Linked DNA regions of Homo sapiens: region 2 is linked to region 1. Evidence: chromatin loops called from intact Hi-C (ENCODE). Cell type or tissue: breast epithelium. All regions are shown on one strand.

Region 1 (2,500 bases):
TTAAGGGCACTCTTCAAATCATCTAACAATTCCCAAAGGGTATTCCAGGAGTCTCTTAAAGTGTCTTTCTAAATTAAAAGGCTCCAAATAATTTAAGTGCATTTTTGAACCAAAAATATCAGAAAATATTTGGGCTTGCAAACTTATGGGTGTGTAACCAGAAGAAAGGGACAAAAGAGAAAACACCCCCGCAGTGGATTACAAGGTTATGGGACAGGTCACTAGGAAAGGGAAATAAAACTGAATGTTAGGTTGGGCTTGTAAATTATGCACCTTTCAGGGAAAGAGGTTTAAGGTCTCTTCACTGAAGGGTTTTTTCCCATCCATTTTGCTATTAATTCTTAACTCTTGGTAGGCAGTTCTTTAATGAGGTTGTTTGTGGCAGGTTAATTTTATCCAATCTACTGAGCTCCTCATTTTCCCTTTTAAGTGCACTGTTGCCTACAGCTTTCAGCATTTTCCATAACAGAAGAAAACAGAATAAACGTGAAGTTGTCTGGCTGGGCTGAGAATTAAAGGCGTTATGTGGACAGATAAACAGAGGACCTGGACAGATGGTAGTGGGAGGATAGAAACTGGGCTGAGTTGAGGGCATGAGGGAGAGAATTCGGTCTTAGGAGAGGGATGACCCTAGGAGTGTAATATATTAAATATTGCAGCGATCGATTTCAATACCCCAAGTGGACACAGGAATAAAAATCCACCAAGAAGCTGAAGTGATTAGGAATGCTTTGTTGTGAGGAATGCTTTTTTGTGTATATTTTTACAAAATAGAAGAGACCTAGATAATCCAAGCGTAGGCCCTGGACTCCCCATTTGGGATATAACCCTAAAGGTTAGGCGTATCTCAATGGTGCTTCTGCTTAGTGAAAAGATGAGCCTTTGTACCAAGGGGGATTAAATATCAACCACAATTATGGGCTGGTCACTCTAGGAGCTTTCCTCCCAAATCAGAGACGAGTACATTTTGCAGAGGCTGCCTCTTTCCCGTGTATTAGTCTTTGTTTCAGCGCTGGGACAAAGCAGTTGCATTGGCACAATTCTTCTTTCACTAAAATCCAGGGGAAAATGCACAATATGGTTTACAGAAGGTTGATTCACAATAGCAGGCCATAAAAACAGCCTTTGGTGCTACATAGGGGAGAATATTTTTGAAATGTCATTCTAGGGACAAAAGTATGAAACTGTAATCCATGCAGGGACAAATACCCACTACCACACATGATTTCATTAGTGATTTCAGAATTGGGTGGGATTTTCTGTTATCTTTTTTTTTGTTTTAACTGAATCCCGCTCTTAGACATTCATGCTATGAACTGTATTCTCTCAGTCCAGGAATCTGTTTAGGGATTTGGGGTAGTCACTGTGGAAGCTGCTTGGAGCAGGGGGATTGTTTTCAGTCACAGCCTAATGGGCAAAGCCTGGGCTCTTCACACTGGGGACACCAAGTCGGCTGCTAGGGACACACTGTTGGATGCCTGCATGCAGCAGCGGCAGCTCCTGCAGCTGCCTCCTCCTTCAGTGTGGCTGCCACAAATCTGAGGAAGACATGCAGCATCATAGAAAGGATTTCTTTAATGAGGATGAGTTCCTCAGAGTGACTGTAGGCTGTAGTTCTCCTCCAGCCTCTCTTTCCCTCTACTCCATCTTTTCCTATCTGTGATATCGTTCCCTATACACTAGCCTGGGGTTGGAGAAAGCAACAACCCCCATCCCCCAACACATACACACACAACCACTACTCTCTCTCTGATAACCCAGAGGCTGATTTCTATTTTACCCTGGTGGTTGAGTGAGGATGGACTGAGTCAGGCTAGAACTGTAGAGTTGGGCAAAAGCAAACATGTCTCTCTCTCTCTTTACACATATCTACACCTCCTCCCTTCTCTGCCATGGTCTTCTACTCTCATCACAATGATGACTTGCTCCCACTTGGAGTTTGGTTGTAAGTACTAGATGTATTTCTCTGTGAGGATCTCCTTACCTGTGAATGGTCCAGACAGGAGGAGGAACCTTAAGCCCATTTCTTGGGAATCTAATGTGGGCTGACCTTGGCTGGATTAAGGCTGAGATTGGTTATGCAACAAAGCACCTGGGTTCTCACAGCTTGAATCTCCCTGGCTTTCTGTGGAGTGATGACTGGCTACAGGGAGGCTATTATGCCTTATAAAGCTATTTATCTCCCCAAAGGTACATGGCCCATTCCTCTCTTCAGGTTGGGGAGAGGGGTAGGTCGGTTCCAGTCAGGTGCAAGAGTAAAATTCACTCAAAAAAGTTACTTCGAGAAAGTATTAATAGTTATTGAAACCAGTTATCCCTCTTTTAGAGTGTGGGAAAGACTGAGTTATGGGGCAATTTGGATAAGAAAGGAGTTGTTCCATTTTGTGCTGATCCCCTTTGGCCATCTTTTATTCTGCATCTCCCCTGCTCCTCTTCCTCCCCACCCCCCATCCTCCTCTTCCCTGCTTCTTCTTCTGCCTTCCCTCCTCCTCCTCTTCTT
Region 2 (2,500 bases), 710 kb before region 1:
CCCCAGTGATGGGTCTTCAGTACCTGCCTGCCAGTGGGTGATCTGGCTGTGCCTGCGGTCTCATTTTAAAGCCACTTTCCTAGGATCACTTCCAGCACTAGCTGCTGCAGGTCAGATGCCCGGAGACTCTGAGATTTGCATGTACAGTTTATTGAAGAGTGCTCTCAGAAACAACTCCTTTGAGGAAGCCAGGGAGAAAATAGTACTGAGCAGAGGAAAAAGCCAAACTGAAATGCAGCTGCATCAGTAGCCTCAGCTGGCTCCAGGGGGAGCATTGAGGCTGAAAGAGCATTCAGAGATGTACCAATCCAAGGCACCAGGGCTGGGTCTTTGAATCGCTGCATTGAATTCAGTCATTGGATTGTGGGCTACCCTTGAAGAAGAGACATAAATGTATTGAGGCAACTTCCTTTAACCAAGGTCAATTCCAGAAAATGGATTCAGCTGTGAGCCATCAACAGCCAATAATTACTCCCAGCAACAGCCTTGAACCTGAAGGGGGACTGGGTGAGGGGCCATAGTATCCATGGCACAAGTCTCCTAGGAGTGGTTTCTTTTCTTATTATTTTTCCTTTTATATGTATTATTTCTTCCTGTCTTTTTAGGTCATTGTTGTTGTTTTTTTCTTTTTTGTTACACATTTGCTTTGTATACTTTAATTTTTTAAAAAACAGCAAAGTCATTAAGATTTATATTTAAACGACAGAGATTTTGCTATGCAGTTACATGGTTTGGCTGTGTCCACCTAAATCTCACCTTGAATTGTAATCCCAACTGTTGAGGCAGGGACTGGTAGGAGGTGATTGGATCATGGGGGTGGATTTCCCTCATGCAGTTCTCGTGATGGTGAGTGAGTTCTCACGAGATCTGACGGTTTAAAAGCATCTGGCAGTTCCCCTCGTCCTTGCTCTTTCTCTAGGTCCTGCTGCCCTGTGAGGAAGGTGCTTGCTTCTCCTCCTTCAGCCATGCTTGTAGTTTCCTGAGGCCTTCCCAGCCATGCAGAACTGTGAGTCAATTAAACCTCCTTTCCTTATAAATTACTCAGTCTCGGGTAGTATATTTACAGCAGTGTGAGAACGGACTAATACACCTAGTTACTCCTCTTTACATTATTTTCTAAATAGTCTGTATTTGTTGCTTGCTTTTTGACTTAGAAGTTATTTAGGAGAGACTTAATATTTAACCTTTTTCAAGTGGTTGTTTTTTCCAAAGTTAATTTTACGAATTTATGGTTATATCATGGTGTAGTCAGAGAATGTAGCCAACGTAGTATCTGCTTTTGTCATTTATTACAGTTTTCTGTTTTCCATTAAGTTTTGTTTCCATTTTTCTTGCGTATACCAAGGAAGATAAAAAATAACAATGCAGTTGAATCTGACAAACACATTGGTGTGTAATGAAATGTATGGTGTGCAGGATATACAGAAAAAGCAGAGGATATGTTTTTTCCTCTTTGTCTTTCTTTATATTACCAAAGTTCTTGGCACATAAGAAATGAATATGAGAACAGTATGAAAGTGAAGCAGTTCTCTTTATTCCTTTGTGCCTTCTCATACTGATCAGGGAAAAGAAACCAGGATGATAAGTTTTTGCACTGGTGAAACCCTATCTCTACTAAAAATAGAAAAATTAGCTGGGCGTGGTGGCACGCACCTATAATCTCAGATACTCAGGAGGCTGAGGCAGGAGAATCACTTGAACCCAGGAGGCGAAGGTTGCAGTGAGTCAAGATTGCACCACTGCACTGCAGCCTGAACAACAGAGCGAGACTCCGTCTCAAAACAAAAAAATATATATATACACATACATATATATATAAATAATTTCTGAGTATGTATTTATTGCTTTAAAAATCAAGCAACAGAATTGTTATTGTAATAAGCGTGAGAGGGTTTCCCAGGCAACATTGGATTCTGATTGGCTGAGTCAAGGTAAAATGATGCAGCGCACAAGTTTTGTGTTTTAGACTTGAAGCTCAAGTGTACTTACTTAGTTTTTGATCTCGATAAAATAGTCTTAAGGAAAATCATAAAAAATTTTGATTATGTGGATTTTGGCAAAACAGAGATGGAGTGCACATAGGGCAAGAAGTACTCGTGATTCTTGATTAAACTTCCAGTGTTTTGAAAATCAAGTTAAAATTTCTGAAGATTTATACTCCGTTTAATTGTATTAGCACAATTTATAAATTATTGCAACTTTTCACTAAAATCCTGTCCTTCCTCAGTCTTCATTGTATATGTCTAACCTATATTTTTAGAAGAGTTTTATGTGCCAAACTACCAATGATGAGAATTATATATTTCAAACAAATATTCTAAGTTTTTGAAATAAAACCACAAATAAATTACCTATTGTACATAGAATGTTGCCATCTAGATATTTTTCCAGAAGAGTAGAAAGTATTCTCATTTTGATGCAAGTAGCTTGTTTTCCTTAAAGAGGTTGTTGCCCTGTTTGAGTCTATTGGTGATAATTCAAAGTAGGTTATATATTATCT

Evidence for each region. Hi-C counts contacts between places; a loop is a spot of excess contacts. Peaks named below come from ENCODE experiments on the same cell type or tissue, not always from the same donor. Only the 100,000 strongest peaks of a DNase experiment are listed, where the experiment ranks them.
Region 2: it touches region 1 in a loop (14-fold over the local background); 15 of 110 quality-filtered maps call a loop at or near these places.

Annotation. Positions count from the first base shown.
Region 1 is chr10:21,501,513-21,504,012 of GRCh38, reverse strand. No RefSeq gene overlaps it. Among named protein-coding and RNA genes, the nearest start is that of MIR1915HG, 5.5 kb to the right of the region's middle. In breast epithelium, no CTCF peak of the experiment used is centred here; no DNase peak of the experiment used is centred here.
Region 2 is chr10:22,216,422-22,218,921 of GRCh38, reverse strand. It overlaps EBLN1 (endogenous Bornavirus like nucleoprotein 1), which reads left to right and starts at 907. Exons shown (of 3, transcript NM_001394757.1): 1 at 907-1,006. In breast epithelium, no CTCF peak of the experiment used is centred here; no DNase peak of the experiment used is centred here.